Regions from separate parts of the Mus musculus genome. Here regions 2, 3 and 4 are each linked to region 1. A link is a loop called in an ENCODE intact Hi-C map of the cell type or tissue named here. Cell type or tissue: heart. All regions are shown on one strand. Region 1 holds the start of Ppp6r2 (protein phosphatase 6, regulatory subunit 2). Region 2 overlaps Ttll8 (tubulin tyrosine ligase-like family, member 8). Region 3 overlaps Creld2 (cysteine-rich with EGF-like domains 2). Region 4 holds the start of Ttll8 (tubulin tyrosine ligase-like family, member 8).

Region 1 (8,000 bases):
CAAAGAAACCCTGTCTAGAAAAAAAACAAACAAAAGATAGCCTCTTTTTTTTTTTTTTTTTTTTTTTTTGTTTGTTTGTTTGTTTGTTTTTCGAGACAGGGTTTCTCTGTATAGCTCTGGCTGTCCTGGAACTCACTTTGTAGACCAGGCTGGCCTCGAACTCAGAAATCCGCCTGCCTCTGCCTCCCAAGTGCTGGGATTAAAGGCGTGCGCCACCACTGCCCGGCGATAGCCTCTTTTTTGCCTCCAAGAGCTTATTTAGCTCACATGAGAACCAGAGAGGTCAAAGGGCTGACCCAGAACATAAGAACATCAAGAGATGAACACATCAGACTTGGTTGGGAAAACTTTTAATCCCAGGCAAAGGTAGGCAAATCTCTGAGTTTCAGTCCAGCTTGCTCTACATAGATAGCCAAGACTCCATAGCAAGACCCTGTCTCAGAAAAACAGAAAGGGAGAGAGGCGTGAAGAGATAAGAATGAGGACTGAAGCTGGGTGACAGTAGCCCTCGCCTTTGATACCAGCACTAGGGAGGCAGAGGCAGGCGGATCTCTATGGAGTTTAAGGCCAGAGTTCCAGGACATCTATGGCTACACAGTAAAACAGTCCCGGAAAGGGGGGGGGGGGGATAGGGAATGGAATGAGATGGTAAGAAGCCAGCAAGCAGCATTGTCAGGTAGGACACAGATGAAGGTGTCAGTGAAAACCTGAAAACCTGTCTGGAATAAGGCCTAGGGACATGGTTGAGGATGGTGACAAATTGCGGGGAGGGGCTACAGCAGAAAGCGAGAATTGGGGAAAGTGACTGGACTGAGAGCTGATAGCGAACAGCAAGAGCTCCGTAATAGATTGGAAACAGCCTTCACTAAGTGAGTAGTCAGCTGTGAGGATACAAAGTAGCAGGTGAAGAAGTTCCAGAAAGAAGAGGCGCATGGGAGAAGCAAAAGATGATGGGGGGGGGGGGGGAGTGGGAGAAAGACAGTGGGTGATGATGACAACTGGGGAACGACCCGGAAGAGGAATGGGATGGAAATAAAGGACAATAACAAAGCGAGCGCTTGGCAGTGGGCACTGGTAGGAGGAGATGAGCGAGCGGGGAGGGAACGCTTGATAGGTGGAAAGGTCACCACCAGCGGGGCCCCTGATGAGGAGGGTGGAAAAAAAAAAAAAACCCAAAGATGAGATAGGGAACACTGACAACTCCCCAGGCCCTGTATCCAAGGTCCGCCCCACCTCTACAGCCACCGACAGAGGTGAGGGACCTTGATAGGAGCAGAGGTGGACAACTGGGAGGGAGAGAACCAGGCGGCCACTAAGAGGCTGAGACTAATTCTGAGAGTGGGGAAAAACTGACCACTGACAGGCCAGGAGCTGGGATAGTAGCTAAAAGGGATGTTGACTGTCAAGAAGGGTGAGCGCTGAGGGAAGGGAAGGGATGGATGGATGGATGGATGGATGGATGAATGAATGACGGCAGTGGAGAGTGCTGGCTGACCGGGAAGCAGACTGATGGAGGCGCTGACCCCCTGACGAAGCGCAGGGTGACAAAGGCGCTGCTCTACTGACAGGGCGCTGACCGCACAAGCTGAGTGACAGCAGGACGCTGACGGCCCGAAGGCGGTGGGGGGTGGGGGTGTCCCTCCTGTCCCCGGGCCGCAGGAAGCGGTGGGCGCGCGGCCGCACTCACCTGCCCAGCAGGCTGGGGGTCGCAGCGACTCCTCCTCCGAGGGAGGCCCAAGCGAGGCCAGGACGCTCGCAGAGGTGAAGTGCGGACGGCCTGGAGCGGGCCGCACGCACATGGGCCCGACCCCGCGGCGCGGCGCCTTCGGACTCGGGCGCAGCCGGCGGGAGGCTCGGGACCCGCTCGGGACCGGCTCGGGGCCGCGGGCGAGATCGCTCCAAAATGGCGGCGGCGGCGGCGGGGGCGCGCGCGAGCGAGCGAGCGGGCCGGCGGGCGAGCGCGCGGACGGGGGAGGGGCGGGGGCGCGCCCCGGGGGCGGGGCCACCGGAGGAGGCACAGAGTGGCGGCCGCGGTCCAGGGTCTGTCTGGTGGAGTCGCGCTGGGGGAACGTCCTGAGGCGTCCCCGTGATCGAGCTGGCTGTGCTAAATAAATCCTCTGGGCACCTTCAAGTCCCCAGAGCGGTGCGCGCGCTCGTCTCCGCTACGTCCTGTTTCTGAACTGGACTGTCCGCTGATCTACTTGGTTTGTTTGTTTTTTTGGTTTTTTTTTTCCTTATTTATTTATTTATTTAATGTAAGTACACTGTAGCTGTCTTCAGATGCACCAGAAGAGGGCATCAGATTTCACTGCGGATGGCTGTGAGCCATCATGTGGTGGCTGGGATTTGAACTCAGGACCTTTGGAAGAGCAGTCAGTGCTCTTAACCGCTGAGCTAGCCCTTTTTACCTTTTTTTTTTTTTTTTTTTTTTTTTTTGGTTTTTCGAGATAGGGTTTCTCAGTGTAACAGAGCCCTGGCTGTCCCGGACTTGCTTTGTACACCAGGCTGGCCTCGAACTCACAAGAGATTCTCCTGTCTCTCTGCCTCTGCCTCTGTGTTGAGATCAAAGCCGTTTTGTTTTGTTTTGTTTTGTTGTTTAGTTTCGTTTTGTTTTGTTTTTTTTTTTTCTTTTCTTGGATACCGATCCTTGTTGTCCAGGGCTTGTGTACGTCACATACGTGGCCATCTAACATGGGTTGAAATGAGTTCAAATTAAATTAATCTCTAAAATGAGACTGATTTCCGGTGGCAGTGTGAGCCATGGGAAAATATCAAAAAAAAAAAAAAAGAAACATGTAAGGAATGTGTCAACACATGCTAGCTATGAACTCACTCACTCTCAGTGGCAAGTTCACTACCGCTGTGCGAAAGTATAAGCCGGCGTGGGTGGTTGCACTTGGGAGACCAAAGCAGGAGGAGTTTCAGGCAAGCAAAACATACTGGCGCACATCTTTAATACCAGAGGCAGGGGGGATCTCTGCCAGTTCGAGACTCGCCTACTCTACTCTACTCAGCGAGTTCCGGGTCAGCTAGGACTACAGAGTGTAAAAATGTCTAAGGGGGAGACATTTCTGGGCCCTTCCAAGATTTTTTTTTTCTTTGAAGTGGTGCTGCTGTGTTTCCCCCTTTTCTCAGCAGAGGGCGCCAAAGAGACACTGTTGGAGGAAAGGAAATCGATTTTTTTTGTTTTGTTTTCTTCCCCGGTTTGGAAAGCAAAATTGGAGGCGCCTGGGTTCGCGGTGTGGTCTCTTGCAGCACAGCTTTTCCCAGGCCATCCTGACTGAAGTGATACCCTGAATACAGAAGCCGAATGTGCTGCAGAACTGGGGCTTGTGCGGAGATACCAAACACAGGGGATGACCCACTAGTCCCATTACCGCAACAGCGAGCAGGTGCAAGCCTGGCCCTGACCTTTACACTATTTTTAAGTCCAGGCCAGAGTTCACGTATCAGAAGCAGCTCTGAGCACCCTCTTCCCAGACACACACACACACACACACACACACACACACACACACACACCACCATTTTTTGTGGGTACTGGTCTGACATATAAACTGAGGAAACAGAACCGATGAACTGAATCTCCATCCTTTAGCTCCCCCCCACACACACACACACTTTTTTTTCTTTCTTTCTTTTTTTTAAAAGATTTATTTATTATTATATGTAGCTGGCTTCAGATGCACCAGAAGAGGGTGTCAGATCTCCTTACAGGAGGTTGTGAGCCACCATGTGGTTGCTGGGATTTGAACTCAGGACCTTTGCAAGAGCAGTCAGTGCTCTTACCCGCTGACCCATCTCGCCAGCCTTTCTTTCTTTCTTTCTTTTTTCTTAATTTTGAGCTGGGCATTTAGTCCCAACATTTGGGAGATTGAGGCAGGAGAATCGGTAGTTTAAGATTAGCTTTGGCCACTTACTGAGTTCAAGGGCAGCCTGGGCTATTGAGACCTGTTTTTTTTTGGGGGGGTTTTTTTTTTTTTTGGTTTTTTGTTTTTTTTGGTTTTTTGTTTTTTGTTTTTTGTTTTTTGTTTTTTTTTTTTTTTGGTTTTTCAAGACAGGGATTCTCTTTATAGCTCTGGCTGTCCTGGAGCTCACTTTGTAGACCAGGCTGGCCTCGAACTCAGAAATCTGCCTGCCTCTGCCTCCCGAGTGCTGGGATTAAAGGCGTGCGCCACCACGCCCGGCTAGACCTGTCTTAAAAGACCTTTTGTTTGTCTGTTTTGAGGGCATAAGATTTTGATAAGTTGTGCAAACTGGCCTTGAACCTGTGGCCTTGCCCTACTCTTTTCACACCCACACTGAGTTCATCAGCAAATCTCTTGTTCTTCTTGTCTGTATCTAACCTGTAAGACCAGTTTCTCTCCTGTGGCTGTAAACAGTGTAGACTGGCCCCCTACTTTTATCCTGGACAACTTGCTGCAGGCCCTTCAGCACGGTGTTCAAAGGGATCCAATTAAAATAAGTCAGATCACATCTCTGACCTCAGGGGCTTGCTGTCTCACCCAAGATGAAAGCAAGAATCCTTGGTGCTGCCCACAAAGTTGTTTGTGATGTGATCTCACTTTATCTGCTTATATTATTTCACTTAAGTCCTGATAACCTCCTGCCCCAGGTCAGCTGCTCAAGTGGCCTCTGTATCTTTTCAGGCATCTCCCCCTTTATTGCTATGCTTGCTAACTTGTCTCATAGATACTTAATCATTGCGGCTGCCTCCTCCTCCTCCTCCTCCTCTCCCTCCCCTTTCCCCTTTCCGTTCCTCCTCCCCCTTCTCCACTGAGGGCTTCCCTGGCTGCTCTATTCCAAGCCTCAGGCTTACATCATACCAGGTTATAGCCTTGTCTCTCATTTGGTCTTTCCTCCTTCCCAATGGTATCACAACCCAAAAAGGAGACCTGAAACCACACAATGATTTCAATGGAGAGAGTTTGATATGAAAATTATCAATTACAAGAATATTCTGGCCGGGCGTGGTGGCACACGCCTTTAATCCCAGCACTTGGGAGGCAGAGGCAGGCCGATTTCTGAGTTCCAGGCCAGCCTGGTCTACAGAATGAGTTCCAGGACAGCCAGGGCTATACAGAGAAACCCTGTCTCGGAAAAAAAAAAAAATTCTGAAGAACTAAAACGATATTCAAGAGGGGGCGGGGGGGGGGGGGGGGAATCTAGGAAGGTACTTTCTTCTCCCAACGGGAGTTCATTCTTTCTTGGAGAAGTTTGACTGCATCCTAGTTGAAGACAGAGACATTCCCTGGGCTGTCCTGAGTTATTCTGGTTAGAACAGCTAGCATTAAAATGGTGACACCATCATCCAACGGCTTGTACTTTTTAAAAGAGGGGGAGATGAAGAGTATGCATAAATACATAACAAATAATGAAGGATATGCAAAGCTACTACATTCCTTGCTTCTGTGATTAGTGATAATACCCGTGATACATAATCAGCATGTGTTATAGTTAATCATTTACGATGTACACAAAACACCTAGCACAAAGGTAAGTATTAAAGGATCAAAGAGTGAACTTTTTGCTAAGAAAATGGAGCAAAAAATTGTTCGCCAATAAAATGGAGACAGCAAAGCTGTCATACAAAATTAGTGCCACCTCAGAGCACTGTCAGAACAGGCCTAGTAGTGGCCTGAGTTGTCCTTCCCTCAAGAGACTCCAGGTTTCTGTTCCGAGAAAGACCCAGGCACCGAATCTCCAGAAAGGATGAATGCAGGCAGAACTACATTGCATACACATAATCGAATTGCTATGGGCCAAAGACAGAAAGATAAAAGTAGCAAGAAAAAAAAATGACTCACCAACATTAAGCAGAAGCAACCATAAAGTTTATAGCTAAGGACTCATACAAGACCACAAAAGTGATAAAATTACAGAGTGTGAAGGAAAACTAAAACCTGTTAGTGAAGGAACTCTACGGCAGAGATAGGCTGAGCTCTGTGGGTTAAAGGCCAGCCTGGTCTGCAGAGTGAGTTACAGGACAGCCAGGGGTACACAGGGAAGCCCTGTCTCAAAGAAGGAGGAGGAGGAGGAGGAGGAGGAGGAGGAGGAGGAGGAGGAGGAGGAGGAGGAAGAAAAGAAGGAAGACTGGGGAAATAGCTTAGTCAGTACAGTGATTACTGGATAAGTACGAGGACCTGGGTTCGATACCAAAAACCCACATAAAAAGCCAGTGGTGGCCGGTCGTGGTAGCGCACACCTTTAATCCCAGCACTTGGGAGGCAGAGGCAGGTAGATTTCTGAGTTCGGGGCCAGCCTGGTCTACAGAGTGAATTCCAGGACAGCCAGAGCTATACAGAGAAACCCTGTCTTGAAAAACAAAAACAAACCAACCAAACAAACAAACACAAGCCAGTGGTGGTGGTGCACACCTTTATTCTCAGCATTCTGGAGGAAAAGGCAGGCAGAGCTCCGAATTCAAGACCAGCCTGGTCTACAGATAGAGTTCTAGGACAGCCAGAAATACACAGAGAAACACTGTCTTGAGAAGGGGGGCGGGGGGGAGAGAAGCCAGGTCTAGCGATTGGGGGAATTAACTTAGCAATTAATAGCACTAGCTGCTCTTCCAGGGAACCTGGATTTGATTCCCAGCAACCATGTGTCAACCTACAATCACCTGCAATTCCAGTTCCAAGGTCTACTGCTGGCCTCTCCTCACACATAAACAGTTTGTTTATTTGTTTGTTTTTTTGAGACAGGGTTTTCAATTTAAAAAGGAAGGAAGGAAGGAAGAAAGAAAGAAAGAAAGGAAGGAAGGAAGGAAGGAAGGAAGGAAGGAAGGAAGGAAGGAAGGAAGGAAGGAACATGATCGTTCGTGAGTATGATGGAGGAGAAAGTTTGTTGTAGATAAAAAGTAGAGCAAGCATAGCCAGAGGCAGGGACATCTGGGAGAGTCAGAGCTGACAAGACAGACAGACAGAGCTGAGATGACCGAGCCATGGGGGGGTGTGGGGGGGGTGAGAGGAAAGTGAAAGGAGCCAGGTGCAATAGCCAGAGGGTCAAAAGTACAGGAAGGGCAAGAAACCAAAATGGCTGCACTCTATGGGGAAGAGCCTCTGGGAGAAGGACAGCACCCCTGTGCTGGTGAGCTCAGGCTAGAGGCTCGGGTATGCCAGACGTAAGCCTGTAACAGGTGGAGACTGGGGGATGCTGAGAAAACATGGAAGCCAGGTCCTCTTTTGATATATTAAATAGGCCCCTCAGCCATTTGTCTGGGGTTAAAACTTAGCAGGTTTGTCTGTGTAGCCCTGGTGGTCCCGGAACTCACGATGTAGATCAGGATGAACTTGAACCTGGAGATCCTCCTGCCTCTGCCCCCAAGGGATTAAAGGTGTGTATCTGGCTATATGTGTTCTTTCTTAGCAGAAATTTTTAAAATGATGATTGGAATGCAGAAGAGACTATTGGACTGGGAAGGATGCCAGGGGAGAACAGGAGGAGTGTAGGCATGATCTTAACATGATCTATATATCATATGTGTCATATATCATATATATCATATGTATCATATATATCACATGTATTACATATACCATATATATCATAGTGAGACCTCTAAAATTACACTGAAATGGTGCACACCTATAATCTCAACATTTGGTACGTATAGGCCATAGGATCCTAGGACTTCAAGGTCATTTTCATCTAAATAGCAAGACAAAGGCCAGCCTTGGCAAGAAGACACCCTGCATCAGGAAAAGGAAGTCATTACTTTGTACAATTAATACATGTCAATAAAAACTGCATTATAGCAGAGCTACAGTAGTAGCTAAACTAGAGGTCATCTAACCCCGCAAAAAGAAATGAAGTGCTCCAGAGCAAGATTCAGTAGCATATAAAAAGAGATTGGGGGGGGGTTGCTGGAGAGATAGCTCAGAAGGAAGAGCACTGACTGCTCTTCTGAAAGTCCTGAGTTCAAATCCCAGCAACCACATGGTGACTCACAACCACCCATAATGAGATCTGACGCCCTCTTCTGGTGCATCTGAAGTTAG
Region 2 (8,000 bases), 280 kb after region 1:
CTGGGACTCTGGTAGTGGCTTGGTTTGCTGACCAAGATCTCACTGATGTCTGGCTTACGCTCACTTCCTAAGCATCTCTTCTTCCAGCTGTTTGGGAGTCAGATGAATCCGTCTTCTGTGGGATCCTCTGAGCTTCAAGCCTCTGTTAGGAATAACCTGATGAGTTTAGGCCCCTCAGGAGATTGACTGTATCCATCAGAGCCCACTGACTTAGGGCCTCGGTGACATCTGCAAAGTCCTGTCACCATTTTAGGGTGATGCTAGTGAGTCCCATATGTCCTGTCATCTTGCTCTTTTGAGTCCAGGGACAGTGTCCTGCATGGTGACCCATCAGGGTCTGTACGTCTGCTGCAGGACACCAGTGGTTCGGTGCCGCCACTCCTGCCTGACCCCAGCTGACCCTGCCCGTCCCTGACCCTGCTAGTGACCTAGTACACGGGTCATGTCACTGCCTTCTGCACTGGCTTGGGGTACCCTTGTGAATGTCAGCTTTCTGTCTGTGACTACATAAAATACCTGAGGCTTTGCACTTTTATTAAGAAAACAAATGTACTCACCACCCAGCTTGAGGGGCTGAAAGCCAGAGCTTGAGCAGCTCTGCCTGTTTGGCTCTGTCACTGTCACCATGTGGCAGATGGCACCATTGTAGACACGCAGGTAGGAGGAAAGGAATATTTGACAGAGGAGATCAGAGGGAGATGGGGACTTGGCTCACTCTTTTATAACTGCTCACTGTGTGAGAGCTAGCTCACACTTACCCTTCCTGGGCATGTCCCCACTCCATCCTGGTGACCATACCTCAAGCACATGAGACCATTGGGAACAAGCAATGATCCCTTCCATGACCTTTCCCTGGGCTAAGACTGAGGTAGTATACAGTTTGGTTCTCCCACCAGCTGCCAACTTCCTGTTCAACCACACGCAGCTAACCATCTCCAAGCGATGAGTCAGAATTCCAGCAGCTTCTGGGCTGGCCCTGCCCCTTCCTCTGTTACCCGTTAGTTTTTCTCTTTCTGCCATTCTGAACTCAGGCACCCACAGCTTTTATAAACAGGCGTCACACTCTCTTGTCTTAGTGTTTCTTTTGTTGTGTTAAAGACACCATGACCAAAAACCTCTTGGAGAAGAAAGAGTTTATCTCATGCTACAGGCTTGTAGTCAAGGCAGGAACCTGGAGGCAGATGATGAAGCAGAGGCTCACTCCTCACTGGCTTACTCCTGTGGTTTGCTCAGCCTGCTTTCTTACACAACCTCTGCCTAGGGGTGGTGACGCCCACAGTGGGCTCAGCCCTCCCACATCTATTGTCAATCAAGAAAATGCTCCCCCAACCCCCACCCCGACAGGCATAGACCAATGTGGTGGAGGCATTTTCTCAGTTGAGGTTCCTCTTCCCAAATGATTCTAGCTTGTGTTAAACTGACATAAAATTAGCCAGGACACTCACTTTTCTATAAAAGACAGCTGCACTGGGAGTCCTCAGTTTTTCCCTAGACCCTCAGGCATTGTGCAATTGTGTGTCCCACCTGTATCCCAAATCCAGAAATCCTGGGACTACAGAAATTCTGAGTCGGGGCTACAGCTGCTCAGGAAGTGCTGATTTCTTGGTTGTGTTTTGGCCCCTTTGAGTGTGTGAATGAGTGTGTAGAAGTGATCACCTCTGTAATCCCAACCCAACGATGAATAAACGCAGTGCAGCAACTGTGGGGATTATATGTCCGAGCCCCCACATGTGCACACACACACACGCGCACACACACAAGCACACGCGCGCACACACACACACACACACACGCACGCGCACCCTTCTGCATGCTGAGGGCGGCATTCCTGTGCTCTCTGGGCAGAGTGTGTGTGTGGCCTTGCCGAGGTGCAGTCTGGTCCAGGCTACTTTGGAAGGTCACCTCAATCCCCTTATTGCCGAGGGCCTCAGCTAAGATGCCGCTGCTGTTTTCAGGAGAGGAAGATTTTCTCCATCTATGGACACTACCCTGTCATCCGGGCCACCTTGCGAAGAAAGGGCTGGGTGGAGAAGAAGTTCAATTTCTTCCCCAAAGCTCTCCAGAACCTTGGAAGTGAAGGTAAACGGCACATGGGTGGAATACCTTGTCCTGGGAAGGGTTTGTTTTTTGGTTTTTGGTTTTTTTGGGTTTTGTTTTAATTAATTAATTTTTTAAAATTTATTTACATTTCAAGTGTTGTCCCCTTACCCGGTTCCCCCCTTCCGGAAACCCCCATCCCATCCCCCCTTCCCCTGCTTCTATGAGTGTGTTCCTCCACCCACCCACTCCTGCCTCCCCGCTCTCTATTCCCCTACACTGGGGCATCTACGAGCCTTCATAGGACCAAGGGCCTCTCCTCCCATTGATGACTGACAAGGCCATCCATCCTCTGCTACATATGCAGCTGGAGCCATGTGTACTCCTTGGTTGGTGGTTTAGTCCCTGGGAGCTCTGGGGCTGTCTGGTTGGTTGATATTGCTGTTCTTCCTATGGGGCTGCAAACCCATGAAGGGTTTTTTTTTATATACACACATGGCCAATAAGTCAGCCATCCTAGGTGTGCTGACTCTACGTACCCACTGGCATCCGTCTTCGTGTATCCCCTGCCTTCCCAACCTCACACATCCCAGACAGCCACACTCTTAATATGGTACCAGTCACTTTTTGGTGTCCCCATGCCCACACCCCACCCTAGCCATTCTTCCTCCAGGTCCATCCCCCACCAAGGCCGCTCCTCGGTTACCCATAGCTCAGACCAGTCCTTCCCAGACTCATGCCTCAAGCTTCTATGGCCTTCTGCCTTGAGGGTCATCTGGTCTTCAGCATCCCCTCAATCCTGACCCAGCACAGCACAGCACAGGTGGGATGGTACACAGGATGCTGGAGGGAATGCCACGTGTGGCCTCCACAGCCGCTGCCCCCGGGCAAACCTCACTTGGAGCTTTTAGTAGACAAATGGCCATCCCTCCATAGTGGAACGCCAGCCCTCCAGGAAGTCAGGTGAGGTACCCGAGTATGGTGGCAGCAATATGTCTCTTGTGTTTTGTTTGCAGATAAAAGTGCTGAGACCAAAGAAAATCAAGAAATAGCCTTGGAGAGATTCGATGATATCCACGATGTGATGGTAGGCCGCGTGGCCTGGTATTGGGGTATAACATGGCTTTTTTAAAGTAAGACAGAGCACGCTGTTACAGAAGTAAGACTCCTGTATGGAAACATGGTCCCTGGGGCATCTGGCTTCCCTGCATCCTGCCCCTAGCTCCTGCATCCCACAGTGACTAGCACAAGTAGAGGTCTGTGTGGCTGCGGACTGAGATGCTGAGAGGTGGGGTCAGGGGGTCCGTGTATTACAGGATGGAGGCAGGGGGCCTGGCCAGTGATCAGATGGGGTCTCCAGTAACACAGCAGTTGTACCCCAGTGGCCCCTAGCCTGACTCCTCTGAAGCTCTCCTGTATCTTCTATAAAGAAGACAAAAAGGTTAGTCACAAAGTGGAACTTTTTCCCAGACATGTAATTTAAAAGATCAGGTATCCAGAATGTCTGTGTATATCATGCATAATGTTTGTTTTAAAAAACCAAATAAAATGGACAGAGAATAAAATGACAGGTGGTCAGTCGATAAACGCATTAGGTTTATGGAGTTAATTCGATTTTTGAAGGCAGCTGTGCAGTTAATCTAATTTATTCTTCTGTGAGTGCCGGATCCTGGGCACTTCCCCTGCTCTACCGTGGAGAAAAGCTGCCTCCTAGGGGTTCTGGTAGAAAGTTCCCTCTGGACCACACTTCTGGATCTCAGAGCATCACAGTTACCTCCAGTCCGCAGAGAGCACATGTCTAAGTCTCGCATGGATGCCAGCCTGGGAGGAGTACAAATTTACCTCCAGCCCCCAACTGAGAAAAAGCAGCTGGCTTCTGGACAGCACACACCCTGTGTGGTTCCGGTTGTCCTCATACCACCACGTGTGGCCCTCAGGAGCCATGTGACCTCAGCTGAGATGGAGCCTTCAGCCAGAATCAACACAGTCTGTGTCCCACCCCCAACCCTCAGCTATGTCCCAGCATGTCAAAGACACGGAGCCCTGGATTCTAGATGTTGATAGATGGCTCTTCTTGCCAGTCCAGGTTGGTAAAGAACGAGATCCCATACCTCCTCTGGACTATCAAGAGGGATGTTGTGGACTACCACAGCCTGACCTGTGACCAGATGCTAAATCACTACGGGAAGACAGCATCATTCACAACCAAGGTGGATGAGAGGGCCTGGGCTTAGTCTGAGTGGGTGGGCCATCTACAGCTGGGAGAACCAGAAGGTCACATACAGGCTTCTCCTGGGGACACTCTCCCCCACACACCTTCTATCCCACATGCCCACCTGCACCCACGTTCCTCCCTCTGTCTCTGGGTACTCTCAGTGCCATGGATGACCCCTTCCCAGGGAACATGGGCTGAGTCAAACATGGGTCCCCAGTGGGATTCACTTTATGTGAGGCTGCCCCCTGAGGGGCCTGATACACTGCTCTCTCTGGAGATTGGACTCTGCCTGAACATGAGAAGTCTGCCTTGGTACGTCCAAGCCAACCCGAACACCTTCTTCCCACGGTGCTATGGCCTTTGCACTGAGAGCGAGAAGCAGGAATTCTTGGGTGAGTGACCCATGGCCTTCTGAGGTTTATCGCATGTCCCTAGGGCCAGGACTACATTTGGTAAGGGCCAGCCTGGACACGTCCATAGGCCATGTTGGCAGTTTGGTAAAAACCACCTGAGGCAGACAGAAGCTAGAGTGCTAAATATTCCGATCTTGGCTCTGAGGGGACACAGCACTGGCTCAGAGCAGTACCACCTACTTCTGATCTCTGGGTGGATACCCTTCTGCTCAGAGCCTAGGTTCACCTCGAGCCTAGATTGGCAGGATGCACAGCTGTGCTGCTCTGCCTATGTGCTGAGTTCAACCAAGATCCCTCAAGAGGGGAGAGCTACATTCTAGATGGTCCACGGGGTCCAGAGAGACCCCTTAGATTTCTCAGAGGATCCTAGTAGTGTTGTGAGGGGAGTACTGGGACTATCCCCCGGGTCTCTGAGGGGTTGGGGGGGGCAGTGATGACAGAGAACAATGGAAAAGGGACGAGGAGAGCAGTAGCTGGATGGAGCAGCTGTTGGGACTGGGTGTGGACAGGTGCGTGAGCAACAAATGGGGACTCGCCTGGTGAGGGAGGCAGGGAGGCCCACACGGCAGACTCTGCCGCCTCTCTGCTCTGGGTGGGCAGTGGGAGCGAGGCCTTGGTGTCCCTGCAGATGACTTCCGGCGCACGGTGGCTGCCAGCATCCTCAAGTGGGTAGTCCTTCACCAGAATTACTGCAGCAAAGTCAAGGGCAAGAGTAAGAAGGAGGAGGCCAAGAACAGTGACCCCAGCCCCAAGAAAGGTACACAGCTACGGGGCGGGACCTTGATGCCTGATGGGGTGTGGAGACTCTGGTCAACCGGAAGGGTCTTTAGCTGATGAGGCGGAGTGTCTATGGCTGATGGACAGGTTGGGTGCTGTGGCTTTGGTGGTCCAACAAGCATGGAGAAGGAGAGCGTGCTTCTTCTGATTTAGCTCTGATTCTCACGTCCTATCTTCTGATTTGACAGTCAGTTAAGACCTTGGTCATTCTGTTTGCAGAACATATCCAGTACCAGGCACCATGATTTCATGATCACACTAAATCCTGCTCCCCAGGGGCAGTGTCTGGCCAGTGATCATTGCTGTGACCCTCCACATGGCCCCTGGAAGGTCTGTGTGATGTAGCAGCAGTACTGTGTGATGTGGGCACCCAAGCAGTCTCCCAGATTTAAGGGTTTCTGTTGTTGATGCCATTGTTGTTGTCTGCTTTAATAAAATTTGTGGGTTCTGGTTCTTCTTCTTCTTCTTCTTCTTCTTCTTCTTCTTCTTCTTCTTCTTCTTCTTCTTCTTCTTCTTCTTCTTCTTCTTCCCCCTCCCCCTCCCCCTCCCCCTCCCCCGCCTCCTCTTTTTTCCTTTAAAACAGTTTTAGGCTAATGGCAAAATTGAGCAGAAGGTACCTTGGTTTCTTATCCATCCCGGTCCTCATGCACTCCATTTGTTAAAGCAGTTGGAAAGTAAACTTTGGCATGTTCAAATCTTTAAAGGATGTGTTTGAAAAGTAACTTGTGAATACGGCAGCTTCGAGATTCGAGTGGAGGCTTTTGTGGAGTGGATGTCAGTTGGCTGTGGCTGAACTTTCTGAGTGGTGACAGTCAAGGCATGTAAGGAAGGGCCACGGCTGCTTACGCCAGGCTGAGGCAATTCTTGCAACTCCTGGCCTTTTTTCTTGTCTCCATGACTCTTCCTTTTTTAGGATGTCTATGGCGGGGGACCTCACAGTCAGCAACCTGTTCACACCAGCTTTGTTTACTTAGAAACAGACTGACGTTTCTTCCATGTTTGCTGCTTTGTGGTTAGGGCTGAACAGTTCACCATGGTGTGTGCTGGTTTATCTATCCCTTCACCCACAGAAGGACTCTTCTCACAGATAAAACTGCTACAGACCTCTATGCACAAGTTTGCACAGCCATAAAATTTCAACTTCTTTGAGGAAATAAAGAGGAGTGAGTAAGATTGGATGCTACAGCAATAACTCATCAAGCCTTCAGCATCTCTTTTCCAGGATGACTCACATGCAGATACCAAGTGCCCATGTAGCGGACTTTAACCATTGGCTAGGTCTGTAGTAGTGTTACACCGTGGTTAGGTCTGTAGTAGTGTTACACCGTGGTTAGGTCTGTAGTGGTGTTACACCGTGGTTAGGTCTGTAGTAGTGTTACACCGTGGCTAGGTCTGTAGTAGTGTTACACTGTGGTTAGGTCTGTAGTAGTGTTACACTGTGGTTAGGTCTGTAGTAGTGTTACACTGTGGTTAGGTCTGTAGTAGTGTTACACTGTGGTTAGGTCTGTAGTAGTGTTACACTGTGGCTAGGTCTGTAGTAGTGTTACACTGTGGTTAGGTCTGTAGTAGTGTTACACTGTGGTTAGGTCTGTAGTAGTGTCACACTGTGGTTAGGTCTGTAGTAGTGCTGTTGTTAGGTCTGTAGTAGTGTTACATTGTTGTTAAGTCTGTAGTAATGCCATGCTGTTGTTTAATTTGTAGTTCACTGGTGACATATGACATCAAGCATCATTTCATATGTCATTTGCCAGTGGGACATCTTCTCTTGTGATAGGTCTGTTTTTTAAGTTGGGTTGCTCCATTTTCTTACTAAGCTTCTTTATTTGTATACTTTTGATAGTGTCCGTTTATCAGATGTGTGCAGATGTTTCCAGTCCCCCTCTCCCAGTCTTTGGATTGTCCTCATCCCATTAAAAAATGACTTTCACCCAGCACATACTTTTAATTTTATAATTTTATGAAGTCAATGTAGCGATTTCTTTCTAGATCAAACATTCAGTGTGGTATCTGAAGCAGACAACAGAAAGCTCAAGTTCCCCTTGAGTCTTCATGTTTTTTTAATCTAAGAGTTTTGTGACTTTTCCTCTTCCATGTAGACCTAATATCCCTTTGGAATTATTTTTAAAGTTTAGGTTTGTATGTAGATTTGGTTTGGTTTTCTCTTTTTCTTTTAAAGATTTGTTTTTGTTATTTTTAAGTTTGTCTGTGTGTGCATGTGTGTGTGTGTGTGTGTGTGTGTGTGTGTGTGTGTGTGTGTGTGTACACATGGGTATAGTTGCCCACAGGGGCCAGAGGTGCTGCTATGATCTGGAGCTGGAGTTACAGGCAGTTGTGAGTCTCCTGACACAGGTGCTGGAAGTCAAACTCTGCTGCTCTTGAAGAGCAGAATAGTCCCTAAACCACCAACACCAAGCCAGTCTTCCAGCACCACCAAGCCAGTCTTCTAGCACCATTCATCACTCCATCACTTGTTCCAGACTGGTGTTGGGCACCATTAGTTGAGAAGAATTTTATTTTTTTAGAAGATATCTTTACCTCATCGTTTCTCTTGTTCCTTT
Region 3 (8,000 bases), 380 kb after region 1:
CTGGTATGGCTACCCTAGTGTGGAATCAGCAACATCTCACCTGCTAACGGTGAGTCTGTACCTCCAGGCACCAGGCAACACCTTCCCAGAACCAGAGCAGAGTCAGGTATCAGTATGGATTCTGTCCTTGGCCATTCCCAAGAAAGGTTGTCAGGGGACATGATTTAAAGACCCAAAGGATGCAAGGGTGGTCATTTCACAGCAGCTCCATCCATCCTACTAGTGTGTCTACTACAGAAGACAAGTGGATGGGTCTAGGGAGAGGAGAGGAAATGTCCCAAAACTGTCTGAAAAGGGGATAGAGGTGCCATCTTTGCCACCGCAGGACTCTTCAGCTCCAGGCTTGCATAGCCCTTGCAGGTCTGTGTACTTTAACCACCTTGCCTAACAGAGGATCCATACACTTCTGTTTATGACAAGTCATGGTTGAATGCTTCTGCCTAGGGCGGTAGGAACTCTTGTCTTCAGGGAAGTCTCATGGCTTGAACGTGACTAAGAGTGGTGAGGCTCTGTGGGGCCAGCGTGCTGGAGTAAGTGACCTCCAAAGCAGGCCTCTCAGCTACAGCCTGTGCCCTCCCCTGGATGACACACACCTTAGGGAGGACGGTAGGTGGTCAAGTGGTGAGTGGTGGGTTGTACACTCAGGGAATCTTTAGCTGTATACTAGGGACACAAATCAGTAGTTTTGAATAGGGAGAGCCCCCAGTGAGCCACACATAAGTGGCCTGGCTTCCATATCCTGGAGTCTGACTCCAGACTGAATGGCTGGGTAGGAAATATGGGGTTCCTGGCTGACTGCCTAAGGTGGATCTGTCTCAGAAACTCGGGGTGCAGGGCCAGGCTGTTCACCCACAATGAAAGATGATGCCTGCTGAGTGAGAAATGAAACAGCTGACCACCAACTCTTCTGAGACCATGTTCTTCTAGGTCCGACTGACTGACCACTAGCCCAGTTCATGCTCTGTCATCAGGTCAGCAAACCCAGGGACAGTCACTATGTAGTGCTTCTGGAATGGCAGTATAGCTAACTCTTCACCAATAAATTCATTGCTTTGGCAGACTGGGCTTGGCTGGAATTGGTTTCTGCCACAGCTGACCTTTTCGAGGTAATGAGATGTTTATTTGCATGTCCCCAGAAGTCAGCAACAGGCACGTCCCATTGATGACATTTTGGACAGCCAGGTAGACAGAATGACTTAGTCAGGTGTTGGCAACCCTGTCAGTCTCTGAGCACATGAATGGAGGGCTGTGATGGTTTAGACAGAAGCTATGCATTCCCTGGACAGCAAGGCTGCCCCGATGACCAGTGAATACACTCAGGACAGTGCCCCCAAGAGACTGGCTGCTGCTCTGCCACAGTGGAAGGTTGATTCTCACGAAGCTGCCCACGTACCCAGTGTGGCTCTCCTCTCTGCAGAGATCCTTGGCTGAGATTCAGGCTGCCAGCCAGATGCTCCTGTCAGCATTTTTCCTCTGAGGTGGCTGCCTGGAGCTAGCCACTGTGTGATGGTGTGGTGTGGTGTGGTGTGGTGTGGTGTGGTGTGGTGTGGTGTGTGTGTGTGTACATGTGTGCATGCATACACGCTGTAGTACCATACATACCATACACCCCAGAGTGTAGAGAAACACCCCTGGACCCAGTCACTCTGGATAGTCACATTGTCCCTCAGATGTGACATTCCATGTCCAGACATTGTACCCCACCATAGGGGCCAGAGTGGCTACTGATAACCACTGCCTAAAAGGAGGGCTTATCATCCAGCCTTCCAGAAGGCCACACTGAGCTATACTTTCCACCAGAGTCAGTTTTGGAAAGAACTACTAGCTGATTCAATAACTTTCCATTATGCCTGTTGAAGGCCAGAGAAGGCTGTACCTGGCAAGGCTCCCGACCTGGGTTTATGCTGAGACCCAAAGACCCTGCTGAATCTAGAAATCTATGGTGAGATCCTCAAACGTACATGTGTGTGTGCGTGTGCGTGTGCGTGTGCGTGTGTGTGTGTGTGTGTGTGTGTGTGCGCGTGTGCGTGTTCCTTAACAGCATGCAAAGAGGGGGTTGGGCCAGAAAGCCAGCATAGGCCCCAGGTTGATGCCCTGGAGACTGTTCGACAGGTAAGGCCCACAAAGAAGGGTGGGCATGACAGGTGTTCTGAAGGAGGACTCGATATGGGCAGCAGTACCCAGATTAGGTGAGGGGGACACAAGACTTCAGGCCACAGGTCAAATGTGAAGCCAAGATTTTCTTCCTATCTTTTGAAGGACCGGTCTGAATATTCTCTCACAAACACGGGTGGGAGGGAAGCACACAGGCTCCAGGTTGCAGCTCTGGGGTGGCGGAGGGGGGGTGACGAGGAGGGGGGGGAGGGGGGAGGGATGTCCCTGTAGTGAAGAACTGGTCCCACCCAGACACAGCAGAGTGTTAGAGTTGGCTTGGCCAGTACTGATCAACAGTGCCACCTGCTGGCCATGTACCCAGACAGGACTGGTGCGTAAGGAAGAGGTGACTCTGGCCTTCCACACAGTCTGCGGGGGGCCAAGGCACAGAAGGAACCTAGGGTCCCCTGCCCCAACCCAGAAGGCTGAGTGCAGGCAGAGGGGTGCCTACATTCAAACCCCACGGTCTATGTTCCTGATCTTCAGCTTGGGAACTCCAGGCCACTGTGGTCAGGGGACCCGGTCTGTTGAATTTGCCTACCAGATGAGGTCCTACTTGAGTCTGTCCACGTTCCCCAATGGACCCTGTCTGCTGCATATATCCCCAGGTTCCTCCCCCAAGAAACATTTATTTACTTAAGGAGGGAAAAGTAGCCGTCATCTCAGGTTGGGAAGAGATACCAGGTCATCGGGGACTCTGGGTTACAAGAGCATGTCCCAGCAGCAGAAATACCTGGTCCAAGGCCACAGCACAAACAGTGCCCCACAGTGGCCAGCGCCCAAACAGCAGCCACCCACACCCTGGTCCTTGATTCCTGCAGCACCATTCATGAGAAGGCTGCCCAGGCAACCCCACCTTTCACTAGGATGTGTACCTCATCAGTGGCCTTGTGGAGACAGTGCCACCAGGGGTCACTAAGCTGTCAGGATGGATGGCTGGATGGCTGTGGCGTCTGCCTTCAGTCACCTGAGAGCTGCCTGTGGTAGGAACACTGGGGAAGCAGCAGGGATCCTGGCCTGCACACACAGGTCTGCTGTCGGCTTGTCAACCCTGGTCAGTGTCCTGACATGAACTCCCCATCCCAGTAGGGTAAGAGCGACATCTAGCTGACAGAGCCACACAGGTGGAACTGAACAGAAGCCAAACTGAGGCAGGCCAGATTCTCCATGTTAGGTTCCAGGCAGGAGCTGACCAGAGGGCCCAGTTGGCATGGTGTCAGTTGTCAGTTGTGTCTGTGAGGTACAGGGGAAAGGGCATAACATCTGTCCACTGCCTTCGCCTGTGCACGCAGGTCGCAGCTTAGGGCATCACAGCAGGAAGAGTGGCAAGGCCAGACCATGGGGACCCCCCCCCCAAGGACCATGAAGATCCAGATCCCTGGAGAGCTGCAGCAGAGGGGCACTGTGTGCTGGCAAGGCCAGGGATCCTCCAGGGGACACTCAACCTGTGTCCTGATTTTTTCTAATGTTTCTTCATGCCCAGATGAACTGTCTGTCCAGCTTAGCTCCTGAACTTGGTGGCTTCATCTTTGAACGCTGCGGCCAACACTGCCACTGCAGGCTCAGAGGCGGAGTGCCAGAGTCACCTTCTTGTTACTGAGATAATCGACTTCAGCAGAGGAAAAGGCTATGTTGGCTGAGTTTAGGGGTTCCAGCGCTCCTTCACCTGGCCACATTGCTTTGGGATGTGGTGTGCGGCACAGAATGGGTGTTTGTGGTAGGCAAGATTCCCTCATGGTCAAGAAAGGAAGTGAACCAGGATCCCAATACCCCCAAACCCCTTGGAATTCATGCCCACCTCCCACTGGGCCCCAACTCCTGGTTATCCCATACTTAGCAGAGACCAGGCTTCTAGAAAATATGTTCAGCAGCCCCTGAAGCTACATGTCACAATGTGTTTACCCAAGGCAGACCACAGTGTAGGCCAGAATATCTCACACACACACACACCACTGTCCTCTACTACACTGGACACCTGCTCAGGGTCAACTTGCCATGCACCCACCAAGGCCAGTAGATTCTGAGTCCTCGTGGGGTCCCATCTATCCCTGAGTCCTCATGGGAAAACATGGGTCCATCTATCTTCCTGAGTCCCCATGGGAAGACATGAATCCATCTCTCTCCCTCTTGAGTCCTCATGGGAAAACATGAGTCCATCTATCTCCCCCCGCCCCCCGCCCCCGAGTCCTCATGGGAAGATGTGTGTACATCTATCTCCCTCTGAGTCCTCATGGAAGACATGTGTCCATCTATCTCCCTCTAAGCCCTCATGGAAGACATGGGTCCATCTATCTCCCTTTGAGTCCGAATGGGAAGATGTGTGTCCGTCTATCTCCCTCTGAGTCTGCATGGGAAAACATGCGTCCATCTATCTCCCTCTGAGTCCTCATGGGAAGCCCTGGGTCCAACTATCTCCCTGATCCTCATGGGAAGACATGCGTCCATGTATCTCCCAGCTTTGGCAGGACAGGTACAAACTGACTAGTGGTAATGCCCACATTCTCAATGAAACAAACCAACACGTCCTGTTCCTGGTGACCTTCAATGATCATTTTTATTATAAAGAACAATATCAAAATATACAAATCTGTGTAAGAACCACCAAGAAATGCAGCTTTTGAAAGGGCCAAGTGAGCATCAGCTGTGTCCGAGTACGCAGCTTCTCCCTCTGAAGTCTTCCTGGAGAAATGGGGTTCATGTCCATGGGCCACATTTTCTATAGGTATCCTCTCAATAACTTAAAGGGTGAGTTTGGCTTCTGAATCCGGATGCCCGTCACAAATCCTCACGGGAGGGTGGCTGTGTGGGGTTTTCCTCTGTGACTTCTGTCAGAAGACACGAAGGTCACTGAGTTAGTGCCTCAAGGCTGGGTGGGCAGGCAGCTGGAGGATGAGCACTGCTACCCCAGTACCCACTGGTGGGCTCACGCCCTGGGATGGCACCCTGCCTTCCCCCTGACCTAGCAACTTTCTAAGGACAGCTCAGGGTGAGCCCCAACATTCACTAGGATGCTTAGGATGGCACTCCAGAGTCTTAGCCAAGGCTGAGTAGTGAGGTAAGAGGTATGAGGTGGAGGGCAGAAGTCGACGGTAGGCAATGCTGTCCTCTGGCTGCAAAGGTCCTCTCATCCTTGGCATCTCACTGACCACAGGCAACCACAGGCGACCACAGCACACTCAGACGACCACAGTATGCCCAGGTGTGGATGCACAACCGTTTGCTCGGACTGGGCTTCTAGGAAATTCTTCTTACTCTTAGCCACTGAGCACCCCCTGTTCCCAATTTCTATATCTCCCAAGGGTCTGTCAAACTGAACTGTCTCTCTCAAGAAGGGCTGACCTGGCTAGCACTTATGTGGCTTGGCTTAGAAACAGGTCTTTTATAGATAATTAATAATCAGGGTGGGTCCTGTCCAGAATGACTGGTGGTATCTTTATGAAAAGGGAAGGCTTGCACACATAGAGACCACACAAGGACTAGGAAGGTTCTGGAAGGACTGAACAGACCCTGTTTTACAGCCTCGGAGCCAGCCACAGACCCTGACCTCGGGCTGGGGTCCCAGAACCCCAGATCACTCTTTTAGGAATCCTGGGGGATTGGTGCCTCAACAAGGCTGCTCACTCTGCTCTTGGTCTTCGTCATTGGAGCTGTCACACTTGGCTTTTCCTTTCTCCACAACCGCCTTCAGATCCTACCTGAAGCTACTAACCAAACCCTCCTCTGTATGGCCCCTCTCACTCCTGCTGAGCCCTCCTCCTCCATGACCCTGGGTGTGCACTGCACAAACTTTTCACCTGTCCTCTGCTGTCACCAGGGCAACTCTGTGTTAATTTCTTACTTAGCAGCTTTTTTTGCAAGCATCTGGTTAGTCCCAGCCCTGAGCAGGGCAAGCCACCCGACTCCCTGCCTTCTGCCACTCACTGCCTTCTGCTGTCTGCACACAAGCGTCTTCTGTCTCCTCAAAGCCTTCCGGACACACGCACACGAAGCTCCCCGGAACATTGTAGCAGTTTTCGTTTTTCCTCTTACAGGCTTTTTCTTCTAGTGAGCATTCATCTATATCTGAAATGAAAATTCTTCATTTCAGTAAGTGACTACACACACACCCCTTCTACTACGCAAGTTGCTCATTCACAATTCCTTTATCAATGAGAGCAACAGGATGGGATCATGACTGCCCACCAGAGATCAGTAAGGTGCTGAGAGCTTCATGGGCCTTGGTGGCCAGGCCTCAACGGCAGAGCAGAGACATCTCATCGTAAGATAGGAAGCCCAGTGCCCTTGGCAGTGCCCAAGATAGTGGAGGTGACAGCCAAGACCCCTAGAAGCTGGTGTGACATAGGGACTCAGGCAAGTGTGGCTCCAATTGGCACCACACTGTCTAGGAGGGGTTCCCATGGACAAGGGCCCCCTGGGCAGGTGAGGTATTTCTTCCAGAAAGTTCATCCCTAGCAGACAGCTCACTGACCTGTGCACTGTCCACTCTCCTTGGTGTAGCCGGCAATACACTCCTTACAGTTGGCTGGGCCTTTTCCTGTACAGCCCACGCAGGTAGAATCACAGTCTAGAGACACAGAGAGAAGATGTCAGACCACTTCCACTTTGGTGAGGCAAGAGTATCACACCACAAAGCAGACCCTACTGACATGGGGGAACTTAAGAACAAAGCCACCTCAAGTCCAGTGACAGTCTGTTTCCCCAACCAAGACCTCAAATAAGAACAGCTAAGCATAGACTGCAGGCTCTACAATCACAGTCCAGTGTCACAGAGGACATTGCAGCCTGCTTGTACTACCCAGTAGAATTGTAGACACTGGGTGGCAACCTCATCCCTGCCACTCTATGAATCACGTAAGACCCTAAAATACTCATAACCCCTGACTGGCAACTTTGGAAAGCAAAGACTGTGAACAAGGCTGGTTGTGTGATGGTGCACTCCTTTAATCCCAGCACTCAGGAAGCTGAGGCAGGAGAATGTCTGTGAGTTTAAGGCCAGCAGGGTCTACATAGTGAGCTCCAGGACTACACAGAGAGATCTTCTATATGGATCTGTATGGAGTATGTAGAGTTTTCCCTACAAGGGAGAGACTGATGTGACTGAGGCAGCAGCGCACGCTAAGGCAACTGTGATGTATAAAGTAAGTGCTGCATGGAGACGTGCTGGCTTTCTGCATGCCAAGGAAGGAGCCAGAGGCAGCAGCGCATGCCAAGGCTACTGTGATGTACAAAATAAGTGACGCATGGAGATGTGCTGGCTTTCTGCATCATATCCACCACTGATGTCGCCACTTTCAGGTTCCTGAAACCACACCAAGGGCATCCGAGTCACACATGTTGAAGGAAGAGAGAAGCCTACGGAGACCACAGGTCCCAACACTCTGGTCACCTTCACATGTGTACGAGCCGTTGACATTCTCACAGTACTGGCCATCGCTGCACGGAGATGTCTCTGCTGCACACTCATCCACATCTGGAAGAAAACAAGGCTGTGAGCAGAGCAGAGCAGAGGTGGCAGGGCTGAGGCACCACCCGTGTGACGGGAATGTGAGCACCTGAGCCTCCACACAAGCTCAGATCATCTCTTCCTTCAGTACCCCCCCACCCCATCCCCCAAGGCTTTAGACCAGCTTGGCTGAGTTCTGAATTTGCCTAAGGCCAAGCAGCTGCAGAGGGTGAAAGCAAAACTAGAATAGAAGAAGAGGCTGGGCAAGGGGCACCTGAGGCTCGGAAGATCAAGCCTGTAGCAGCTCCACTGAGGGCCTTAGTACAGGGTTTGCTGCACGAAAGGGGCAAGGGCCCAGAAACAGCAGGGCCACACTCCTGGTACTGTGATACTACCAGCTGTG
Region 4 (8,000 bases), 260 kb after region 1:
AGTAAAGACTAGATCACCAGTCAGGGAGAAGACTCCTACAACACCTGAAGAGCAAAACCTGTTTTTTTAAAAAAAAAATGCCTTTAAACCTTCCTAAAGCTGTGACCCTTTAATACAACACCACATGTTGTGGTGACACCAACCATAAAATTATTCCAGTGCTATTTCATTACTAATTTTGCTAGTTAGATATGTGACCCACTGTGTGTGGGGTCGCGACCCATAGGTTGAGAACTGCTTTAAACCCATTGAAAATATGCTGAAGTTTGCGCTTTAAAACAGCGGACAACTCTGACAGGGTGAGGGGCCTTCCTCAAGACAACCCAAGGCACCACCCACATAGGCACAAACACAGGACGATCACAGGAACTAACCTGGAAAGGCCTAGATGGCAAGTAGTGCTGACTGTCGGGAAGGGACAGCCTGGAAGGGCACAGCACAAGTATCCCACTAATAAGTCTAGGTACCAGGGCCACTCTATGTTCCTCTGCGCACAGAAGGCTTACTCTGCCTACCCTGATCTCAGTAGACGCTCGGCTGGCAAGGGGAGAACACCTGCCCCGAAGGACCCTCGGACTCCATCCATCCCCACCTCAGGCCTAAGTGGAGGCTTCTCGTGGTCAACAAGGGAGCCAGGAGGGAGGAAGCGGAGGGTGGGGCAGGGTGTGACCCATAGTCTTTGTGACTTGGTGTAGTCTGAGGGCTTGGGTTGTCTGTGTGACCCTGACAGGTGCGTGGGAGATGTGGAGCAGGAGCACATGACCCAGGCGAGGGTCGCAGGCACTTAAGGACTAATCCTGACGCATGGCCTGCTCCGTCGGGGGACCTAGTCCCCGCTCTCGCCCCCGACTCCACCCCCGTCCAAGCCGCTCCTTGGACCGTAACATGGGACTGGATCTAGAACCAAAGCTCAGTGTGAGTGCCAGCAACTGCGTTCGGACTGCGTCTCGGGTGTCCCCTGTGCTCCGCTGCTGCCAGCGGATTCCTCTTTCACGCAGCCCTCCGCAGCCTCTGCCGCCTGTGCGTCCACGAAGCCCCACACCCCGAGTGGGGCGCCGCTTAGCACGCCGAAAGCCCCGCTACCAGCGCCAGGAGTCTGCACAATGCATGGTGCAGGCGAGGGCGGTTGCCCTGAGCAACCGCAAGACGCCTGGCCGCTCTGCCCGCCGCTCGGCCACAGCAGCACGCGCTTTAGGGCGGGTCCCAGGTGAGCACTGCCTGCCCTCAGACGCGCCACGCCTGCCCTCGCTAGTGCCCAGGTCCCCCTCCTACGCAGTACTCGGAACCCCGCCCCGCCCCCTCCGATTGGAATCCCAGACGTCGATCCTTAGAATCACAGAACTTTCCCACCTTATCCCTCCACTTTCACCCCACCACGCCTGTTCAACCTTCTTTCCCTCACCTCCCCACTTTCCTCCAAACTTCGTAACGGCCTCCCCTTTCTGACCCTAAGCCTGCGCCCCAATTTGTGTCCTGTCTCCCTACCTCGACCTCTCCTTCTTAGCTCCAGACCTGTATTTCTCTCCAGACTGGATGTCCCTCTTGGACTTCCCTAACTCTGGCCCAAGTCTATCTCTTCAACCCCATACTTACTTCCTTACCCCCGAGTTGTCCCTCTACCCTAACTTCTTCATCTCATCTGTCTCCCACTGACCTTTCTTCTCATCTGACTTCTCACACCTCAAGTTTCCCAGTCATGTCGTGTCCCCCGACCCCAAACCCTCCTTTCAGGCCTCCCTCCCACACCCGGGTCCTCCGAACCCCACCCTTGCCTCCCTGGGTATGTCTGAACTCTAAATCTTTGTCAACAGGGGTTGGGGGCCAAAAGAACCAGCTACGAGAGGCGAGCATGGAGAACGGCGAGAGGAAGAAGCTGTCTTCCACTTTGTCAGATGGAGATCACAAAGAAGAAAATAGTCTGTACCTTTCTTGTTCCGCATTTTCGGCAGCCTTACTCAAAGGAGCAGGCGTGGGGGGGGGGCGGGGGCGGGGGTTGGGAATAGCGGAGGAGGCCCAGTTCAGTTGCCCTCTGGACTCCCGTGTTGGTTCTGTGAGACTGTTCTGGTAGTACAAGGTAAAGCTTTTTATCCTAGCCGGGTACTGAACTTGCCCTTCAGACATGGGTCATATCCACTGACAAATACCTAAATATCTATAAGTAAAATCATGGTCATGGATGGGTACACATTTAGTTTTAGAAGATATAGTTCAGGGCCTGGGATGGTGGAACACACCTTTAATCCCAGCACTCGGGAGGGAGAGGCAAGATGATCCTCTGTGAATACGAGGCAAGCCTGGTCTACAAAGCCAGTCCGGGCAGCCAGGGCTCTGTTGTTACACAGAGAAACCCTGTCTGGAAAAAAAAAAGAGAGAGAAGATATAATCCAGGCTTACCAGCCGGGGCACTCCCCACTGGCCACACAACTGGCATTGCCTTGGCCTTTAAGATCAGTTTGGTGGGTGCTACCAGACTCTCTAGGGCTTTTATTGGCCGTTCTCTTACATTCACGATGGGGAAATATTATTCCACATCTTGACCATTATTAATAATGAGTCTTACTGGTTTCAGGTGTTTCTTGTTCATTCTGGATACCAGCTCTGTGTCAGATCGTTGCGTCAGACTTACTCACGAGGATCTGTGGCTGGGGGTTGGTTGGTTGATTGATTTCTAGGGGTTTAGTTGGCTGGTTGATTTTGTTTTTCTTCCTTTTCCTGTTTATTTGTTTGGTTAGTTGGTTGGGTTTTCAAGACAGGGTTTCTCTGTGTAGTCCTGGCTGTCTTGGAACTCGCTATGTAGACCAGGCTGGCCCCAAACTCAGAGATCTACCTCCCTCTGACTCTCTAGTACTGGGATTAAAGATGTGCATCACCTCCACCATCCCCTTTGAGACAAGATGTCACCATGTAACTCTGACTATCCTGGAACTCTCTCTATAGACCAGACTGGCCTGGAACTCACAAATATCCACCTACCTATGCCTCTCCAGTGCTGGGATTAAGGAGTGTGCACTATATATTCTGACTGGCCCAAAACTCACTCTGTAGACCAGATAGTTTTGAACTCATATAGATCCACCAGCCTCTGCCTCTCAAGTGCTGACATTAAGAAATACATCACAATGCACAGCATGTGAATTTCTGGTGTTAAGGAGGCCCACTTACTGATCTTTTCATATATAATGAGCCCCCTTCTATCTTAAAGATTCTACCCACTTCCTTGCAGAAGGTGACACCCTTTGCTTTGCTTTGAGAAGTTTGGTCATTTCACTTCTTACAGTTCAGGTCTGCCACCTAATGGGATCGAGGAAGACAAGACTTGCTATCCTTATCCTAAGTTTGAGTATTCAGTGACTCATCTGCTGCCTGGCGGTGTTTCTTTGGAGTCAAAGAGGTGTAGATCTGGGGGGGGGGGGGGGCGTGGCCTATTTATCCTGCTCTTTCTGCTCATTCTTCTACCATGCCAGTTTTCATTACAGAGGCTATCTATATTTTAATTATGAAATTAAAAACTCTGAAGTTGTCCTTCAAGGTTGCCTAGATTTTCTTGGACTTTTGCACTTCTGTGTTAAGATTTAGGACCTGATTAACACATTCATACATTTTCATTCACACAAACACATATACATACACACATATATTCTACCAAGGTTGTCGTTATTTGTGTTGAATTTATGGGTCAGTTAACATCTTAATATTAAATCTTTGGACGAAAGGAACATTTAGCTATCCAGTGCTTCTCTGCAGTGGTTCATAGTTTTCGTTGTGCAAGTGTACAGTAGTCTTTTGCTAGATTTACTCCTATACTCTTGATGTTTTTAACTGCTGCTATAGATGGCTTTTTTATTTTGTTTTCCTGTGTGTGTGTGTGTGTGTGTGTGTGTGTGTGTGTCTGCCTCTCCAGTGCTGGGATTTGTGGACGCCTGACTCGCCAGCAAGGAAGACGCCACAACAGGATTCTTCTGCACATGTTTATTGAGAGAGCTTGATAGAGAAGGCGAAAGACCGTGAGCCCCAAAACTGGCGCTGCTTATATAGGCCTAGGAGTGGCGTGTCTATACCTGATTGGTTGTGCTTTCAGTACCTCATTTACATTCCCCGGGATGGGCTGTGACTTGGCGCGAAACCCTTATGCACATGCGCACATTGGTTGTTTACCCGAACTTACAGGTGGTGGCCAGTGGTAGTCAGCACCATCTTGTAATGGCGTATGTGGCTTCCCACAGGGATTAAATGTAACCACTGCCTTTTCCACCCATGCCCAAGTTCCTGAAATAACAACTCTGACAACTTAATGCTTCATGAATAAATGCCAAGGCCAAAGCTTGTCCCCCAGCTGGCTTGTAATTTAATTAACCCATTTGTTCTATTCTGAGAATGCCACATGGCCAGTTAACTTGTCTCAGTTTTATGTGGCCAGCCGTCTCCATCAGTGTTAGAGATGAACCTCTCCTGTGCCTGACTCTATTCCCAAACCCTCTCCTCCTGCCAGGACATCCTACCTCCTATTTCATGCCAAAGCTTTTTATTGACAGGCGATGCTTCCACATAGTGCACAAGAGATTCTCTCTATAAATGAATGTAGGCACTACCAGGTGGATCTCTGTGAGTTTGAGACCAGCCTAGGCTACACAGAGAAACCTTGTCTGGAAATTAAAAAAAGTTTTTCAAGTGTGTATGATATGTGCGTGTGTGTGTGTGTGTGTCTGTGTGTGTGTGTGTGTCTGTGTGTGTCTGTGTGTGTGTGTGTCTCTCTCTCTCTCTCTCTGTGTGTGTGTGTGTGTGTGTGTGTGTGTGTGTGTGTGTGTGTGTGTAGAAGGCAGAAGAAGGCATCTTATCCCTCAGAGCTCAGATTACAGGCATTTGTGAGATGCTTTGTAACATGCGCACTGACTGAGCAGCAAACACTCTCAATCACTGAGCTATCTCTCTAGCCTCTGCTTTTAAGTTGTTTAATTTTAACAATTACCAGCTGTTATGGTATGTTTTTTCTGCATCTGTTAAGTCATAGTGTTAATTTATATATTAATATGATGGATTGTGCTAACAGGCTCTCAAACACTAACCAGCTCTGCATTTTGGGGATAAACTCCATTTGGTAGTGTTTTGTTTTTGTTTTCATTTCTCCCTGTCAGTAGATTTAATTTATGAATGTATCTGTTAGGGCTTGTGTCATCGTTATGAGAGAGATTAGTGAGCACTATCCCTTCCTTGTAATGTCTTTGTCAGGTGTTGGTGTTAACAATATACCTTCATGGTTTATATAAAAATTTTCCCTTAAATATTTGGATAGACTAACTTATGGATGTCATCTACACCTTGAGTTTTCATTTGGGATAATATTCTAGTTATGGAATTAATGTCTTGAATGGAAGTAAACTGATCTGGGATTTCTGTTTCTCTGATGTTCGTTTCCATGTGTATATCAAAGGAAATCTCCATTTCCTATGTGCTGCTCCATTGTTGGCATGTATATACTACTACTAATATAATAATAATATGAGTGTATTGATATCTTAATATTCACAGTCAGTAGCAATATCTCCCTCTCATTCTCAATGTTGCTAATTTGTCTTAGGTGTTTCTTCTTAATTTGCCTAGGTAAAAGTTCACCTGTTTAAAACTTTCTTTTCCTTCTTCCTTTCCTTTCCTTTTGATTCTCCTCAGTATTGGGAGCCAACTCAGAGTCGAACGTGCTTGGCAGGTGCCTGCCCACTGAGCTGAAGCCCCAGCGCTGCTCCCAATGTTTCCTATACCAGATCCTACTTGTGCTAGTTTTATCTGGAATACTCTCTTGCTCTCTCTCTCTCTCTCTCTCTCTCTCTCTCTCTCTCTCTAATTTGAAAGATTTATTCATTTATTTTATGTGAGTACACTGTTGCTCTCTTCAGACACACCAGGAGGGGGCATCAGATTTCATTACAGATGATCGTGAGCCACCATATGGTTGCTGGGATTTGAACTCCTGACCTCTGGAAGAGCAGTCATGCTCTTAACCGCTAAGCAATCTCTCCAGCCCTAGAATACTTTTCACTTCACCGAATTTTGCTCCTAACTTATCCTTTCCTTTCCTTTCCTTTCCTTTCCTTTCCTTTCCTTTCCTTTCCTTTCCTTTCCTTTCCTCCAACCTCCTTGAGTGGATCGTTTTCTTTCTTGGGCTGACGTGAAGATAACTTTTAATATGCTTTCTTTGGTGAAATCTGTATTTAACAACCTACGGATTTCCCTCGGGTTACTACTTGACCTGCACTGTAATGCTTTGATATGTCTTTTTTTTTAAATTATGATTTCATTTATATTATTTTCTAATTAACATTTAATTTGTCCTAAATGTGCCACGAGTTCTGGAACACTTAGGAAAATTCTACTTGTTTTTATATACTCCTGGTTTGGTTTTGGTAATTGGCAGGAAATTCAACCTCTGTGTTTTATCGTTACTGTGACAAAAATCTCTAACTAATCAACTTAAAGGAGGAATTATTGATTTTGGCTCAAGGTTTAAGAGGACTCAGTCCCTCCTGGTTGACAGTGTCAGGAGGCAGAGAAAGGGAGATCAGAAAGAAAGCCAGGCCTTAAACACACAGCCCTAGAGACACACCGCAAGTGACCAGACACCCAGCAGCGTGCGTGACAAATGTAGGCATCTCTCCATCTACATTGCCATAAGCTTTGCTGGGTGTGGTGGGGCTTGGAGGTTGGGTCTTGGGTTTCTCTGTGTTTAGGAGTGTGGCCGCTCATCATGCCATCCAAACTGCTGTCTTGTGCTGCTCCTTTGTTTAATCTTTCATTTCCCAAAAGAAGCAGATTCAAATGCCCCCGTACAGCTCTGCTATGGCTTTGCTTCTGTCGGCTTGTATTTCTATCCGAAGCGCTACTATGAGGTGAACATACATTGAGAACGGTAATATTGTCCTAACAATTTACCTTTACTAAGCTTATTGATAATCTCATAAATAATACATAATGCTTTCTGATTACTCACCCCTCCTCCCTTATCCCCTATCAATTCTCCGCCCCCTACAAGTCCCTTTCCCAGATTCATGTCTCTTGATGTATTCTGCGTTCCACTAAGTTCAGCCAGATTGGCGGAGTCACTCACTGACGTCTGGTGGGCTCACCAGTGCATAGACAACTGAGGGAAAGAACTCCCCATCTCTCAGAATGTACCCTCAGCCAATAGTTCACCTATGAGATGTGGGGCCACCAGACCCTGTCCCTGACTGTTCACAGACCCACTCTGGCAACCCAATCTGGTGTGAGTTTGTGATTGTTGTCTTGCCCGGAGATGGCAAGAAATCCTTTCCACAGTGTTTTCCCAAGCCTTGGGACAGGTGTAAATGTCATTTACTGGCTGAGCCATCAACTGTCACCTACCCAGCACTTTGAGCACAAGTCTACCTTCGCCACTATTCACCGACAAGAGCAGCTCTTCTGGTTAAAGTCGAGAGTAACATTGTATAGTGTATGAGTGTTTTTGCCTGTGTGTGTATATATGAGCACCAAGTGTGTTGCAGTGCCTACAGAGGCCAGAGGGCACCGGGCCCTCTAGAACTGTAGTTACAAATGGCTGTAAGCAGTCATCTATCCACTATGCCTATTTTTAATGTTATAAAATGTTTCTCTTTTGTCTTTAGTATGTAAATTATAAACTATACACACACACACACACATATATATAATCTCTAAAGGGACATTTTTATATGACCAATTATTTTTTCTGCTTTCACAAAATTTACAATAATTCCTTAATAAAAACCTAATCCTACAATAAGCTTGTATCTCCCTGGCTTCCCTCAAAATAACTTTACAGCTAGTTTGTTCATATCTGAATCTGCTTGACTACACACACTGTTGTTCTCTTTTAATGATCTTTCCTCTTCTAAGGCCCATCTTCCTATGTGGGCTTTCAAAGTGTGGACTCTCTACCCAGGACATCCTTGATTGGTGGGGAGCCTCAATTTGAACTTGGTTTCGTTCTGCCTTCTTGTGGTAGTTCTGTCCCA

Evidence for each region. Hi-C counts contacts between places; a loop is a spot of excess contacts. Peaks named below come from ENCODE experiments on the same cell type or tissue, not always from the same donor. Only the 100,000 strongest peaks of a DNase experiment are listed, where the experiment ranks them.
Region 2: it touches region 1 in a loop (2.5-fold over the local background); 4 of 42 quality-filtered maps call a loop at or near these places.
Region 3: it touches region 1 in a loop (4-fold over the local background); 7 of 42 quality-filtered maps call a loop at or near these places.
Region 4: a loop joins it to region 1, with 2.4 times the contacts of the local background. A loop is called at or near these places in 3 of 42 quality-filtered maps.

The regions. Positions count from the first base shown.
Region 1 is chr15:89,205,467-89,213,466 of GRCm38, reverse strand. It overlaps Ppp6r2 (protein phosphatase 6, regulatory subunit 2), which reads right to left and starts at 1,908. Exons shown (of 25, transcript NM_026813.2): 1 at 1,688-1,908. In heart, CTCF peaks have their summits at 2,287 (motif pointing right) and 3,127 (motif pointing right); DNase peaks (open chromatin) are centred at 1,436, 2,006 and 3,016; H3K4me3 peaks cover 2,636 bases; H3K27ac peaks cover 2,865 bases.
Region 2 is chr15:88,930,082-88,938,081 of GRCm38, reverse strand. Ttll8 (tubulin tyrosine ligase-like family, member 8) reads left to right here. Exons shown (of 12, transcript NM_172818.3): 3 at 1,956-2,079; 4 at 3,054-3,124; 5 at 4,119-4,247; 6 at 4,530-4,644; 7 at 5,294-5,422. Among named protein-coding and RNA genes, the nearest start is that of Ttll8, 20 kb to the left of the region's middle. In heart, a CTCF peak has its summit at 3,755; no DNase peak of the experiment used is centred here.
Region 3 is chr15:88,823,366-88,831,365 of GRCm38, reverse strand. It overlaps Creld2 (cysteine-rich with EGF-like domains 2), which reads right to left. Exons shown (of 10, transcript NM_029720.2): 7 at 7,541-7,624; 8 at 6,623-6,718; 9 at 6,076-6,216; 10 at 4,685-4,979. The coding sequence ends at 4,930. Among named protein-coding and RNA genes, the nearest start is that of Creld2, 7.7 kb to the right of the region's middle. In heart, CTCF peaks have their summits at 1,320, 2,464 (motif pointing left), 3,034 (motif pointing right) and 3,235; DNase peaks (open chromatin) are centred at 2,155, 2,455 and 3,085; H3K27ac peaks cover 1,339 bases.
Region 4 is chr15:88,947,772-88,955,771 of GRCm38, reverse strand. It overlaps Ttll8 (tubulin tyrosine ligase-like family, member 8), which reads left to right and starts at 1,354. Exons shown (of 12, transcript NM_172818.3): 1 at 1,354-1,916. The coding sequence starts at 1,697. In heart, a CTCF peak has its summit at 3,284; no DNase peak of the experiment used is centred here; H3K4me3 peaks cover 891 bases; H3K27ac peaks cover 565 bases; H3K27me3 peaks cover 2,790 bases.